Regions from separate parts of the Homo sapiens genome. Here region 2 is linked to region 1. Evidence: chromatin loops called from intact Hi-C (ENCODE). Cell type or tissue: ascending aorta. All regions are shown on one strand. Each heading gives the region's core, and the rest is flanking DNA. Links, peaks and the distances in the headings are about the cores only. Region 1 overlaps RERG (RAS like estrogen regulated growth inhibitor). Region 2 has its middle 7.0 kb from the start of MGP.

The links. Peaks named below come from ENCODE experiments on the same cell type or tissue, not always from the same donor. Only the 100,000 strongest peaks of a DNase experiment are listed, where the experiment ranks them.
Region 2: it touches region 1 in a loop (2.7-fold over the local background); 2 of 110 quality-filtered maps call a loop at or near these places.

The regions. Positions count from the first base shown.
Region 1 is chr12:15,203,915-15,212,261 of GRCh38, reverse strand. The region is part of intron 2 of RERG (RAS like estrogen regulated growth inhibitor); the gene reads left to right. Among named protein-coding and RNA genes, the nearest start is that of RERG, 13 kb to the left of the region's middle. In ascending aorta, for the core only: a CTCF peak has its summit at 3,917; a DNase peak (open chromatin) is centred at 2,398; H3K4me3 peaks cover 403 bases; H3K27ac peaks cover 7,855 bases.
Region 2 is chr12:14,888,680-14,897,026 of GRCh38, reverse strand. No RefSeq gene overlaps it. Among named protein-coding and RNA genes, the nearest start is that of MGP, 7.0 kb to the right of the region's middle. In ascending aorta, for the core only: CTCF peaks have their summits at 3,604 and 4,106 (motif pointing right); DNase peaks (open chromatin) are centred at 3,389, 3,791 and 4,126; H3K4me3 peaks cover 1,436 bases; H3K27ac peaks cover 7,870 bases.

The DNA of each region.
Region 1 (8,347 bases), core at 226-8,225:
AGGTGAAACCCCGTCTCTACTAAAAATACAAAAAATTAGCCGGGCGCGGTGGCGGGCGCCTGTAGTCCCAGCTACTCGGGAGGCTGAGGCAGGAGAATGGCGTGAACCCGGGAAGCGGAGCTTGCAGTGAGCCGAGATTCCGCCACTGCAGTCCGCAGTCCGGCCTGGGCGACAGAGCGAGACTCCGTCTCAAAAAAAAAAAAAAAAAAAAAAAAAAAAGTTTATTCGTGGCTCTAATATCACATAGGTTTCAGGTCCACTTGAGGACCACAGATATAAGAAGTAGCCTCGGCTGTGCATACCACGTGAATGTGAGCACTGACAACAACCCTGTATCTCAGTTTCTACCTCCTTGAGGACCCAACTAGCCATTAAACTTTTGGAGCATTATTTTCTAAGATTCTATATATTTTTCACCATCACTCAAGGATTTTGTTTTATTTTTAGTTGACAGAGTAACTATAAATGTTTATAGAGTATAATTTGATGTTTTGATACATATATGCATTACGGAATGATCAAACCAGGTGAATTAGCATGTCCATCCCCTCAAGTGTCATTTCTTTGTAGTTAGAATATTTAAAATCCTCTCTGTTAGCAATTTTGAAGTGCACAATACATTATTGTGAACTATAGTCACCATTCTGTGCAATAGATCACCAGAACATCTTCCTCCTGTGTAACTGAAACTTTGTACCCTATGACCAATGCCTTGGTTTTGCCCACTGATACCCCTCCCAGTGACGTTAACCACTGTTCCACTCTCTGTGTCTATGAGTTTGACTTTTTTAGATTCCACATATCAGTGAGATCATATGGTATTTGTCTCTCTGTGCCAGACTTATTTCACTTAGCATCATTTCCTCTATGTTCATCCATGTGGTTAGAAATTATAGAATTTTCTGCCTTTTTAAGGCCGAATAGCATTCCATAGTGTGTGTGTGTGTGTGTGTGTGTGTGTGTGTGTGTGTGTGTGTATAAAATGACATTCTAAAATCCATTTATCCATTGATGGGCATTAAGTTGTTTTCATGTCTTGGCTATTGTGAAAAATTCTGCAGTGAACATGGGAGTGTGGACATAAGATTATATAATCTTTGTGGTAAATTTGCTAAAAACATTAATCAAGGTAAGAAGAGGGGCAGATTATGCTTCCCTCTGCCCATGTGGATGCAGAGCTTGCATGGCCCCTTAACACATGTGTGTATGTAAAGAAGCTTTTCCTAGTTGGTTTATGAAATTGAAGGACTACCAGAAATCCTATTGATTTCTTGTGTAGTTGGTGGTTAGAGGAATAATTGTTTTTTAAATAATTGGACCAAAGGGAGGGAGGTGGTTTTGAGACAAATTTGGGTGTAGTTAGAAAAAAGGAGCCTTTTTGTTGTCCTAAAATATAGTGCTCTGGTTACCTGTGGCTTTACAGGGTTTGTATCTTCCTTTACCTGCAAAGACAGAAAAGCAAAAGGAGGCAAACAGCCTAGATGAGTCCATTGTAATTTGTTTTTTCTACCCCAAGACCAATTAAACCATGTTTTCAAATTGCAGGTATATGCCTACGTATATGTATAAAAGGCAGACCTCTGTGCAATTTTTAAGTCATCACTGACCTTTCTTGTATGCCCAGGAAGAAAAAAGAGAAATGGTGCTTAAGAGGGCATAGGAAAATAAAAGTAAACAAAAATCTAGAAAAAAAAATGAAAGTGAATTGTTACTGGTAGGTGGCTAAGTACTTTGCAGGTTGACAATGATCATTTCTTAGTTAAGGCTTTTCTCTTAAGAAAAATATGATTGGGGGGGAAACAATACTGGAAAACAAAACAAAACAAAATTAAGAATTATTTCTCAAAGCCAAAAGGACATATCTCTGTTCTTGCTTTTTTATTGGAATATATTATTAAAATTCAATTGTCCTTTATTTTAAACTAATGGCTAATTTATTCATTGCAATGTTTCTGTAGTTAAATACCAGCTATCTATTAATTCCATTTTGATCTTGACTTGTTTTCTTGGCAACTTGAAAAGACTAACTTTAAGTGGAGGGAAGAACATTTTAAATCATCCTTGTAATTCCCCTTTTTATTCCTGGTATTTCTCCAACTTATGGGTTTGGGGAAATCAGCCAGATTTTCAAGGTGGTACTGGCCTTGAAGCCAAAATTCCAGTGCAAATGCATGTCTGTTGCTACAGCTGCTTTTGAAAATTGATGTGGTTTCAGAAAAACACATAATTTCTTCCATCCCATGAAAAATGAGTTGCTATATTGTAAAGGCAGGGCAGTCTGAAATAGATAATTTCAGCATGAATAAACAAATATGTAAAGCTTATCCATACATATGAGAGATACATGTGAGAGAGAGATCCTTAGCGAGATCACCCAGCTTGTTGGTGCTAGAGCCAAGTCTAGCATTCCAGTCTATGACTCAATGCAAGGCTTTTGCAACTTTGCTATCAAAGGTTTTCATTTTGTATCATTCAGTTATTTTCCACATCTTCTCAGATATTTTATATTAGAAAATGAAATGACCATTAGAATTTTATCATACAAACTTTGTAAAACCTGATGGATTTTGTTTTTATAAGAAATTCACAGTAACCAATAAATAACCAATGCATGGCAAAGCCCTCTGGGAGTACCAGGTGTGTTATCAACCAAAATAGCCAAAATTCTCAGCAACTTTTATATAAAAGAGCGTTCTCCTGTAATGCAGTATTCTATTTCTTATAGCCTCGGATCAAGTGTTAAAAAAAAAAACTGATGAATCATCTTTTGCTAAAGAATATGTTTCTCATTGTTATATAAATAGCCTACATTACACTGTGTCCTGTCCTTATGATCTAATAATGAAGACGCACACAATTGACTGTAGGATTAGAACCTTATTTTAATTTCATCCTTATCTCCTTTTATTCATCTGCCCAATGATGGATTCAATTGTTCTTTTTTCAATTTTTACAGAATGCAGGTAGGACAAAATGAAATTATGGCACTGAAGGTACTTTGAAAAATTACAAGTCTGATACAAATGTCGGCTTAATAGTAAGGTTCTGTTATTATTGATCTTCATCCATTTTTTCCCCTTATGTTCCTTAACATTTGTCTTTGGAGAAGCAGCATGGTGAATTCTCTGGCTGTCCGCTACTGAAGGCCAGATGAATACACTCAGTCCAGCAGTTGGCTGTTTGTGTTCCTCCATGGACTGCCTAGCAGGGAGGAATGTGACAGCATATCCGGAGGTTGTAGTTTCAATGCCTTAGGAATTTTTGGTTTCAAATATGTCACATGAAGAGACATTGAGTTGATTTTTTTTTTTTTAAGTATCAGTATGTAAAGTGGGCAGTCAAAAAGGAGAGGAGGGTTTAGGACAATAACTTAGACTTACGCCTTATCAGAGAAGGACACATGGTGTGTTTATATAATGTTTTAATAATCAAATCTTATCGTTATAAAAATTAAAGCTTTAAAACCTTCTAATATTTTTGCCAGATTTCTCAATTAACATGTATGTACATGTATGTATATATGTGTGTATTTATATATTTCCCTACAATCTTAAAATATATTTTTATTCATTCATTCAGTTGTTCATTCAACAAGTATCTGTTGAGCACCAATTTTGAGTTCTAGAAGAGCTGATCTGGTATCCCTGCATATCGTACAGGATCCATGTACCTTCCAAAAAGGCAAAGCAGTAGCTGTTTCTGTTCATTATACCTCTAGAGCCTCACACAATATTTGACACATACTAGGACTTAATAAATAAATGAAAAATTTGAATTAGACTATGTTGTCTAGTTTGCCACACGTGCTTTAAAATTATATCAAGGGTCATATATTTTAAATAGTCTCCTTATTATGACCAAAGTGGTTTCCTTGCCTGAACTTGACTGTCTCCAGTGACAGGAATGCAACATGACCGGAAGTAGATCATTCTTGCACATCCACCTTTGCACAACTGTATTAGTCAGGGTTCCCCAGGGAAATACAACCAATAGAATACACACACACACACATTCATTCATTCATTCAAAGCAATTGTCTCTTTTGATTGTGGCAGCTGGCAAGACTGAAATCTGTAAGGTTGGCAGGGTGGAAACTCAGGCAGGAGATAATGTTGCAATCTTAAGGCAGGATTTCTTCTGCTCTAGGAAACCTCAGTTTTTTCACTTAAGGCCGTCCAAGAATTGGATGAGGCCCATCCATATTATCAGGGGTAGTCTCCTTTACTACCACTAGTCTACTGATATTAACTACATCGACAAAACCCTTACATTAGTGTTTGATTGAATCAATGGATACTATAGCCCAGCCAGATTCACACATTAAATTATCCCAACAGTTCTTCCTGTTTGTTGCTTTTCCTTCTTTGGAACCAAAGGTTTTTCTGTAGCTTCTAGGCATTGACTTTAACTTTATCCCCTCAGTGTCACGTAGAGCATGATAAATCCCTCTCCTTATGACAGCCCTTCACAAAATTGAACATAGCCAGCATGCCTTGACTCATGCCTGAGTCTCTTCTTCTATAGTCTAGCTACAAAAAGTCTCTTGGTTTACCCCTGTGAGGTTTTCAAAGCATCATCCTCTCTCTTTCGCTCTACAATGCACTCCATGAAATGTGGACCTGGAATCAAAGAGACATTTCAGATGTGGTGTACCCAGAACAGATCAGAGCACAACTGTGATTTTGCTTCTAGATCCTTTGCTTCTGCTGAGGCATCCTGAGGTCACTGTTGGTTTCAGGATAAGAGACAACATAATGTTGGCTCATGGGGAGTTTATTGCAAATGGAGATGGTTGTTTTTGTTTGTTTGTTTGTTTGTTTGTTTTTAACGTATGCCATTGCTGAGCCAAACCTTCCCAAATCTGTACCTGAGCAATGTGTGTGTGTTTAACCCAGGTATAGATGTTCATTTTCATCCTCTTAAGCATTATTTTATTAGATTTAATCAATTCTCCTGGTGCATCGGGAGCCTTTTGGATCCAGCATGTCTCTTATCCCTCCCCACTTTCTATCATCTGGAAATGTTTGTTTTGGAACTAATGTTTTGGAACTAATGGACCCTTGTGGCACTTGAATCACAGAATTTTCCACTCAATGAGCTATTATTTAGTTCTCGAAACGATGAGAAATTCTAGTGAAATTATGTCACTTTTTGGGTAACTTACAACTGGTTAACAAAAGCATAGGTCTTTGGTTCTTGGTGCAGGCACGTTAACACTGTATCACATTACTTCTGTGGTCAGTAAATAACTTCTGTTTAGGAGATTTGCCATAACAAAGGTGAGCTGGGGAGAAGCTTCACAGTTACAATCTCCTGCTTAATATTGTATTTTATGTCTCTTGTTTCTCTCTCCCATGCTTTTCTTAGGAATCAAGACACATTGCTACAGAAAGTGCCTAACAGTGATCAACCATTATTGGCCCAAATATCTATCCTATGCAGAAACTCATTTCCCAGGCATTTATTCCAAGATATGAATGAATACTTTTGTACTAAAATGGCTGAATTTATGTGATTTAGCACTGCTGCTGCAAACCAGAGCTGAGTTTGGAAATGTGTTTTTTTATTGGGTTATAGCAGTTGATATCAAACTTTACCATGCCTCGGGATCACCAGCAGAGCTTGTTAAAATGTATGTTTCAGGACCCCACCTCCACAGGTTCTGACTCAGTAGGTCTGCACCGAAGCCAGAGAATTTGTATTTCTAACAAGTTCTTCAGTGATGCTGATGCTGCTAGTCTAGGACCCACATTCCGGGAATCACTGTGTTAAGTTTGCTGAGTACTCAATTTCCATTTGAGGTATGTGTTTTCAGCTTCAGAAAAGCATATAGCTTTTTGTGAGCTGCACATTCAGCGCATTGAGTGCCATGCCCTGTTGGGTGTACTGACACTATAGTAATAAAACAAGGAGCTCTCTGCCTTTATGGAGTTAACATTTTAGTGAGAAGAGACAAAGTGAGTAAAAAAATATTCTGTGGGCCAGAGCACATGTGAAGCCTTCCTGTGGTTCCTTAAAACTAGAACTTTTTCTTTACATCATAGAAGGGTGAATTTTGTTTAAAAAATAAAATGTAAGCCTCAACAATTGTGACAGGATGAACTTTGATTTTAAGATGATACTTTGTGCTATATGATAATAGTGGGAAGGGATTGAGCTAGATTGCATGGTAAGTGTTTGGGGATTAAATATATAGTCTATGACCCTGTTACAAATTTTCTGCTGATAGAATCTCAGTAGCTGTATAGGAGTTGAACCCATAACCTTGAGTTATTGACACCTCGCTCCATATAGTTAAGTCTTAGATAAAACCAAATTAAAGTCAGATCGTTTTTCTTTCCCCAGTATTTGGAAAAATGATATTAAATTGCTCTTTGACAGTGGTATTTATAAAACTTATGCAATGGTAGATAGAAAGAACAGCAGTGTTGAGAAAAGTTCCTAAGTTTCCACTGTTTTAGGTACAAAGATAACGTCTTTTCCTCAATGATGCATTTCCTGTTTTTTAAATCTTTTAAAAAGTTCTTTCTTGTTTTGTGCCATTGGACAGTAATTTAAGAGGTGAAGTCAAAAAGAAAAAGTACAAATAAAAAATTGTGACTTTGTCTGAAAAGTAATTGAGTTATTTTTGCACTAAGAACCCCATAAATTACAACTGAATCTAACAACTGAGCCAGCTTCCTAGTCATTTGGCAACACATGTTGAGTTTGACGGTTTAAAGGAAGACTCAGCCATACATGGTAGTATGAATAACAGTGATCTGTTCCAAAGTCTGGGACTTTCTTTTCCATTCAAATATTTCGTATCTTGAATCTACTTCTTAGCGGTTCTCCAAAAGAGGTAAAATCAGGAACACAGTACATGTGAATCTTCAGGTCCCAAAATTTAACCCACGATTTCTTAGGTCTCCCACTTATCGGTTTACAAATATTTGTGAAAATCCTACTGTGTTCCTAATTCTTCCACCCTTTCTTCAGTCCTCCCTCTATAAGCCCAATAAAATGCTAATATTTGTGGGAGAAGTCCAAAGAACTATGTAAATTTTTTCTTGTCCTCAGGGACCATAGTGTTTTCCTGAGCGTGTATAACTTACAATTCAAAATCAGCCAGTGATAGTATGTATTCAGCAGAATAAATGATTTTTACAACTTTTTATATTGAAATAATATTAGATAATTATACAGAGTTGCAAAAATAATAGAGAGTTCCTGTGTACCCTACACCTAATTCCCCTCAATGATGATATCTTACATGACCACAATGCATTAGCAAAACAAGGAAATTGATGTAGATACACAATTAAGCTACAGATCCTAGAATTATTGTTTTTTAACTCAATTCAGGCCCAAGGCCTGTTTGAAAATATAACTAGGGAAGGACAGAGAAGGAGAGACTTTAAGAAATGACAGAGCTCATTATGAGTTTTTAAAAAGTGAAATTTGGTAAGCTATTTATTATCAGAAATGTACATCTTGTGTTATGTGCAATTTAGCTATTTAAATTGTATATAACAAAGTTTTAGCCATTTTTTTCAGGCCATAAATGCTATAGGAGTCAATGGGAAGAACAGAAATCAGTGAGAAATATTTGGGGAGGCCTTTAGGGAGGCAGTAAGTTTGAAATACTGTAAATTCAGTGGGATTTTTATGGTAAGAAGTGGAAAAGCTTTTCCTCTTATTTATTGTATTTCAAAATTGTATTATCTTCATAGCAATTCACATGTTATTAATGTTGGAATTAGAAGGAGAAAAAGACCAGTGTCATGAAGCTTTTCCTCTATCTTTTTTCTAGGGGTTTTACACTTCCAAGTTTTACATTTAAGTCTTTAATCCATTTTAGTTGATTTTTGTGTATGGTATAAGATAGAGGTCCAGTTTCATTATTTTGCACACGAATACTGAATATTCAGTTTTCTCAACATCATTTGTTGCAGAGACTATCCTTTTTATAATGTGTATTCTTAGTGCCTTTGTTGAAGATCAGTTGACCATATGTGTGGGTTTATTTCTGGGCTCTCTATTCTGTTCTGTTGGTCTATGTGCCTGTTTTTATGCCAATATGATACTGTTTTGATTACTATAGCATTGTAATATAGTTTGAAATCAGGAAATGTGATGCCTCCAAGTTTGTTCTTACTTGAAATTGTGTTGGCTATTCTGGGTCTTTTATTGTTCCATATAAACTTTAGAATTACGTTTTCTATTTCTGTAAGAAATAGAAACTTGTATTTTGGTGGGAATAGCAGTGAATATGTAGGTTTCTTTGTGTAGGATGAACATTTTAACATTATAAGTCTTCCAATTCATTAACACAAAATGTCTTTCTATTTATTTGTAGATTCCTTAA
Region 2 (8,347 bases), core at 133-8,132, 320 kb after region 1:
CTTTTTGTGCAACAGAAAGACACGCTGGCAAGATGAGCAGTGAGTCAGATATTTTACTTATCTTTAAACCTACACAGCAAAAATCCTAGCCAGATAAACTGTGTCTGGCCCTAGAAAGGGTGAGTTCAGCCACAAAGCATAATTTAGAGATCAAATGTAGGCACTGAGAAATCCAAGCAAAATTGCCAGATTACCTAAGGTCAAAACTGACCTCCAGTTGTTCCAGGAACATTTTTATTTTTGCACCATTGTCCATTTGATTTATTTCTGGCAACAAAATGCTAACTGGTGAAACACTGCTGTTCTCGAGAGTCCATGGTATAGAGATGAGCCAGTATTTGTATCGGAGTTCGTACTCCTTCCCAAGAATCACTGGCTTTGAAACACATATCCCCAGAAATCCTCTTTCGCTGCTGACCCTGTGAGAAACATCATATGGCATCGTCATCTGAGGATCAGATGAAAGTACTGAAATGTATTCCAACAAATACAGCACAACTTCTCGGAAAAGGAAAGATGATACAAAATTGTCTTTCTTTCAGCTATTTGGTAAATGTTCTGCAAACATAAAAAATTTGCAGAGAGAAGTCTTGGGATAGCTATATTCTTTTTCACAAATTAACTTTTTGTTTATTACTTATAGATAATACATTCATACTTTTCTTTTTCAAACTAAAAATTGTGCTTTGTTTTAAGCAGTCTGGCGTAGATAAGAGGCTTGTTTTGATGGACCAGAAAAAAAGTGGAGAAAACAAAGAAATAAAACACTACTTAATAAATATTAGCTATTCCTATTACTGTAATGCAAAATGTATTAAATCAATTAATTCTATCCCTTGGCATTCTTTCAAATATTCTTGTTTTCTTTTCATTGAACTTCTAACATTCATAACTTGTTTGGTGCTCTACCCGGGGTCACCTTCTTTACACAATTTTATATGGCATGCACAAGTCCACTCCTGTTAATCAATATGTGAAAATACAGATGCAAAGAAAAACACATGTTTATATCCAAACACAGTAAGGGACTGTTTCTTACTTTACCCTTCCAGAGGAATTCTTGCTATTCAAGTAGTTTCACTAAGATTTTTCTTTAAAAAGAGTGAATTTTTACATGTATTTATGTCATAATTTAATTTTATAACATTATCTGGAAACTTCTCAGGAATATTGCTATTTCATAAAAAAGATAACCATTTAATTTAGTAGTTGGATTGCTGCATAAGGCAAGGGCAAAAAATAACAGTGAAATAGCATTTTTCTTTTATTTGACATACAGTGTAGTTATTTAGCATTTCAAATTACAGCAATTTCCTATCTTCACAAAAGGCAGAGATGTTTCTGTTAAGGTTCGTAGACCGCTGTAGTGGATTGTTAAGGGTAACTTCACTGAGCTTTTGTGGTGTTTAAACATTGCACTGGGTTTGCAGGATCAGCTCAGTTCCAGAAAAATAAATAAGCACTTACTGTGTTCCAGATGATGTGTAAGAAATAGAGAATACAAAGATGAAAAAGACACAATCCCTGATATCCCTTGTGGAGCTTAACGTTCTGTATTGAAATCCAGTAAGATCAATGAAAAAGTATCATGACTACTATGAGAAAACTGAGGCATCTAACTGGAAATGCAATTCAGCAAGAGAATTCTTTCTTCTTTCAGCAAGAAAGAAGTCTTTCTAGAGACGACAGTTTCCTAGATAATGAGTTGGAATCTTTTGGGTAAATGAGTACGGGGTGAGGAAGAAGAGGAGACAGGTGATTGTACCATGAATAGCTAGGAGGAGTGTGTGCACAAGATGGGGCACAGAAATGCCTGTAATTCAAAAAAGAAAGTATGTACCAGTAAAGAAATAAAAGTGCTAAGGGAGGCTGGGCATGGTGGCTCACGCCTGTAATCCCAGTACTTTGGGAGGCCAAGGCGGGCGGATCATCTGAGGTCAGGAGTTCGAGACCAGCCTGATCAAGATGGTGATCATCTCTACTAAAAATACAAAATTAGCTGGGCGTGGTGGCACATGTCTGTAATTCCAGCTACTCAGGAGGCTGAGGCAAGAGAATCACTTGAACCTGGGAGGTGGAGATTGCAATGAGCCAAGATTGCGCCATTGCACTCCAGCCTGGGAGACAGAGCAAAACTCCGTCTCAAAACAAACAAACAAACAAACAAACAAACCAAAAAACAGTGCTAAGGGAGTTTTTGAAGGGAGGAGAAATTACACCTGGTTGAGAAGCTTAAGTAAGACATCATGTAACAGGTGGTATTTGAGCTAAGCCTTAAAAGATACCCAACGGAAAGTTGGTATAGACAGAGACAGAGAGGCAGAAAAAGAGGATACTATAAAATGAGCAAATGTGTGATAGCAAACACTGAAGGGTGCGTCAGGAACAAGTTGCTCAGTTTGGCTTTAGAATTGGTTACATGAAGGGAAACAGTGAAAGAAATGAATGGGAAAGACAACTGGGAAGTAACAATTAATAAGCACCTACTACATCACAGACACCTGCTGGGTATTTTGCAAAGATTTCCTCATTAAATCTTTACAACAATTTACAAAAGAATTATCACTCACGTTACAGTGAAAAAATGACTTATTGAGGGTCACGTAATTAGTTAGACACTGTGATAATAATAATAATAGCTACTTTCATGGAATATTTACTATATGCCACCACTGGGCCAGCCAGGCCCTCACATGAATTATCTCATTTAATCCTCACTACAACTCTATAAGCTACTTTCCATTATTGCCCATATTTTATTAGATGACGAAAATGAGGATTTGAGAGACAGTAGGGATCATTCAGTGACAAATGGAGTGGGATTCACATGTTCTTTTCCACTCTCTCATTATGGCACCAGAGAATTTAGGATGCATGTGAATTTGAGAAGGATGTCAGCTTAATTCTGTAAGCAATGAGAAGCTGTTGTGTGTATTAATAAAAGATGACTAAGAGCCAGAGGCTAAGCTCAAAGAACTTGCTGTCTGGTAGAGGAGCAAGACAAACGAGCGTTCGTATCAGACTCTCATCCTTCCTAGTCCCTCACCCCAGCCCATATCCATTCCCCTGCCCTCCTATTGCTATCCCAAAACAGAGTAAGACCAAAAATTACATCTTGTTCCCTTCAGCTTATTGTCTCTTCCTTTTGATTCTATTCTTTTTCCCACTGGTTTATGGTTTACCAAAAGACAAAGAACCCCAGTGAAAACCCCTTTTATCCTCTCAACAAAATAAAAGTCTCTTTCAAAATTCCATAAAAGGCATGAAAAAAATTAGCATGGGATTATGAGAAAACAGGAAACACAGAGAGTGATAAATTAGAAGAATTGGAGTCAGAGCAAGGCCCCTGAGATTCAGACAAACTCTGGTTACAGGACCGCTTAAACAAACACCAGCAGGCGGGGTTGAAATAGATTTCCACAGTCAGCCCAGCCAACATTTCACTGCATTTTTTTCCATCAGGGAGAAATCAGATGTGGAAACAATCACTTATTTGACAGCCTGTTCTCTTCTTAGATTGATCAGCAAAGGCATTCCCTGTGATGTTCTCTCTCTCATGTTAACCTGGACATTTTTCCTCTGCGTCCTGTCTAAACTTCCTTTTCTGAATTTCATCCCATTTCCATGGTTTGTAATGACTAGGCGATGGGACAAAGAGGAGTTGCTCAGTTGCTGATCCCTTCCACGAGGAGGAGGGCTTTCTCTCACTGACCAAATCCTGGCTGAAAAGATTGACTTTCTTCTCCTAAGGATTTCAAAGTGTATCAGCATCCAACTCGAATGAATCAAGTTATTTGACTACAACTGGGAAACAACAGCAGACATGGCCTATTGGCAGGCAGTTATTTGAATGAAGCTTTTAAAAGGCATCTTGCTAGTGGTTTGTTGGCTGAGGGATGGACATCCAAACACCAATCAGCCCTAGAAACTCTTGCAAAATTGCATTAAGAACAAAGTGTTCCTTCAAACACTGAATTATATAATTTCTCTATCGTGTTTATTCATTTCAAGGATGAAATAATTTAGAAGCACAAAATTGTACAGGTCTATTCCAGCTCTTCTGTTTAAAAAGGCAAATGGCTTGCTCAACAGTAACGCAGCCATTGGGTGGCAGTGTCAGAACTACACTGAGCATCAGCCAGTTCCACAGTTCCCACTGGACAAGGCCTTGCTGAGTCAATCCCTTCCATGTTTTGCATTCTCTCCTCTGCTTTGGTTTTCAACAATCTATTCCCTCGTTATTGGGAAGAAGTGGAAGTAACACTAGACCAGTGGAGTTGAACCTATTTTTTGAAATAATATTGTGTGTGCATGTACTCCACAGCATTAAAAGTATGTAGGCCATTAAGCTAGGAGCTCGGCAGGTATTGCCTTATTTAATTCATCTAATGGTCCTCTGAGTTAGAGTCCTCTAACACTTAGTGAGCATCTAGTATGTTGCAGACACTTATAATCCCTACCTGTGTCACTGAGGCTCAGGAGCTTAAACAGCGTATCAAATGCCACACACAGAGTAAGCAGTAGAGGCCATGCACAGTGGCTCACATCTGTAATCCCAGCATTTTGGGAGGCCGAGGCAGGCAGATCACTTGAGGCCAGGAGTTTGAGACCAGCCTGGCCAACGTGGTGAAACCCCGTCTCTACTAAAAATAAAAAAAAATTAGCTGGGCATGGTGGCATGAGCCTGTAGTCCCAGCTACTCAGCAGGCTGAAGCAGGAGAATCACTTGAACCTGGGAGGTAGAGGTTGCAAGGAGCTGAGATTGTGCCACTGCACTCCAGCCTTGGCGACAGAGCAAGACTCGATCTCAAAATTTAAAAAAAAAAAAAGAAAAGGAAAAGCAGCAGAGCTAGAAGTCAAATCCAGGCTTTCTTATCCTAAAAACTACATCCTTTGGCCAGCTTCTACAGAGCCTGTCTTTAGAGTCCTATCAAGGTTTTGTAACGATTGTTTGTTAGAGTAGCTACCAAAAGTATGGAGAGAATATCTAGATGAAGTGCAGCTCGGGAATGCTCACTCCCCTCCACCATCTGCTTTTTTGTTGTTGTTATTGTTTTGAGAGAGCGACAGAACAGATGAAATGGGTACGGGCTGGAATATGGAAGGAACATGGTAGATTTGACTCATGCAACTACCAGATATTCTTCTAGTTAATTTATTACCTAAACTTAAAATCACCCTAAAAAAGATTTAAATTTCCATTTCAAGGAAGCACCCTTAGGTTAGACATGGGGTCCATTCAGATGCATACCTCTGACTGAAGGATTGCAAAGACAGCATATTTTCATTTCTCATGTCAACTTTAAAAGTTATCATCGACTAGTTTTAACTTCATTTGGTAACGAATGTTATGTTTACTTAACTTTTAAAAATTATTCTCTGTTGTTTAAAGCTTTACTTCTATCTTCCCTAAAACTACTTCTTTTAACTCATACCAGTGCTATCAAGTTCTTGGGTACTGTGATTTGGTGAATTAAGCTATCTTTCTCCCTACTCCCTTCATGTCTTCACAAGTGGTAAATATAATCCCACTCTGCTTCCATCTCACTCCTAGAGACATCATGTCATTGTTCTTGTATCCCCTCTCCTCACCAATCCTACCTTTAGGATCCTGTTTCTGCCAGTCACCAATAACCCCTGCAATTCTTGCAAGTTACTTGGCTCCATTTCTTGGGGTTGTAAATGTCTTGAATATAAAAAGGAGTGTTTTTACTTTGGTGATTTGGAATAATGAAAGGAGATTACGAGGATATCCCAAAGTGTGGGATGACAGCAGAATAGATATAAAAGGGTGCCTTCTTTTCCAGCTGAGACCATGGTACTGCAGGAGAAATTCCTCGGACTTTGTCTTGATTGCACCTCATCCAGAAAAGGCAGCCAGAGTCTAATGAGTAAATAGCCAGCCTTTAGTCAAGACATCTTCATCTTTAGTCAAGACAGGAGACATAGAACCTGCTCTCTATTTTGCTTTGAGTTGACAGAGCATTCTATAAATTAAGCTGAGATTTCCAGTTTTCTGGGGGTGGGGACGGGGGCGGTGGTCTAAGTAACTATAGAAATTGGCCTTGTGCACTGGGAGACGACATTCTTAATATGTCAGATACACCAAACCAGAGCAAGTGTCAGATGACAGCAAACATCGGCGTTCACAGACTGGATGAGACTTGGTGATTCCTGAAGGAAGCTGAAAGGTTTTGGAAAGTACCATATTTGAGTTGGAGCTTGTTTGGGCAGATGTTTAGTGTGCAGTGTACTGGAGAGAGAAACAGGGGACTTAGGATCCAATATTAAAACTATCCCTCTCTCCATTTTTATAAGTCATTTAACTCACTGGGCTTAAGTGTATGTAGACCTTTAATTTGTATTGCACTATTTTAAAGGATTTTGAGACAATTATCATTTTAAATGTGTATATCTTAATTTTGTGTAATTTTGTCTCTAGCTATGAAATTTGAAATTCAAGGAACCCTGTAAGACGCAATCACAAAATTATTTAAGCAGGTGTCAGAACCTGGAGGGATCTCACATGGTTGTATCATTATTAAAAACACACGATTTGACATCAAACAGTCCTGCGTTTTAATCCTGTCTTTGCCATTTAGTTGTTGTGTGATCTTGGATAAACTATTTTACCTCTTTGAGCTTCCATTTTCTTATATATGAGATGTGGGTCATTATACTTAGCTTATAGGATTATTAAGAGAAGTAAATAAAAAATAAAGAGTGACTATCAGAGCATCTAATATATAGCAAGCATTTGACATATGATAATAGCGCTTGGATAGATGTATAATTTTTATTTGATATTTGCTATCTTATTTAAAAATTGAAGCTTTTCTTAAGAAGGGTGGAGGAAATAATCGATAGGGGAGGAAAAGAAAAATCCCAGCCATTCCCAGCCAAAAGCTCTCCACCTCTCAGACTTCTCCACCTTTATTTTGTTTAATAATCAGGCACCTCCAACTTTCCCTGGAAGTTTCAGCCCATGAGTCCCCAGATGCTCCTCCCATGCCTGAGTTTGACAAACATTTATTCTTACTTAGTTCAACTAAGACAAATTAAGGAAAGGAAAGAAGGATTCTATCTGTGCCTAGGAAGTTATGTCAGTTAAAGAATCTGACACACAGAATCCTCTCAAGGGGCTTCCCTTAAAAGAAAAGAACTAAGAGCATGGCACTGTCCCACGACATTGGCTGGGCTTCTGTCTCCTAGTTCATTGTTCTTTGATGTCCTAGAGAGTGATTTCTGTTTTTGTCTTCAGGGCTGCTTCTTCCTAACTCTTCTTTCATTTGCGTTTTTCCTTTAATGGCAAGGGTAAGGACTTTAGTGCTGCCAGTTTAAAAAAAATTATAAAATCAAAATTCAGTAAATAAAGCTGAATTTCATGGAACAGCAAAAAAGAAAAAGAAATCTGACTGGAGCCAGGAAAATTCCTCAAAGAGACAAAATGCCTAGCCATCTGAAAAAGAGTTAGTTAAAGGATAAGCAAGGACAGAAAGAGAAGGAGGTAGAATTGATAGGGAAATATATTACACTTTCTACCTCTATGCCATTATTTTAGTCACAGAAATACCATGTGAAAGGGATAACTCTTTTGGTATATTCTCTGGCAAATATACTTTTCTGAGAAGCTTCTCCCCACAGTAATTCTCAGAAGCTCTGCCAATGTTCCTCTCCTGCATTCCCTCCCTAAATTCAGAATTATCTGAGCTGGTCACTAGCACCTTTCTTGATGCTTTGGAAACAGAGATGCTCCTGAGTGCCCATAAGAATGGTCAGCCCAGTGAGAAAGCTCATCACTTGGTCTCCTTTAAGGCCAGTTGGCTGCCTAACAATTTTTTAAATAAGAGGAGCCACTATTAAATTTTTGTTCAAAGAGCACACTTGATGCATGAGGACAGGGCCCATATCTGTATTTTTCTCTACTGTATTTCCAGCCTAGAGTTGACAAACAGTAGATGCTCAGTACATTTGTTGGCTAGATAGATAACTTGATGGATGGCTGGCTGGCTGGCTGGCTGGATGGATGGATGGATGGATGGGAGAATTATGAAATCATGAAGCTCCTTCTGGCCCTGACAGGCATGGTCATTCTTCTCTTTTCTGCCTGAGAGTAGGTGGAATAGGAGATCTGTATTACTCCATGGCTTCTCTTGCTTCAGTTCCTACGTTGCCAACCTCACATGAGGAGAATCCTACACATGTTTAAAAACTGGCAATCATATCACTGTCTCATATTTCTGTTATCACTTCTGGGAGTTTCTTCAAATATTCTCTCCTCTGAATAACACTTCTTTTTTGTTAAGGGAAAATGTCTATATAAGTGTCTTTCATAATTATCTAAAAT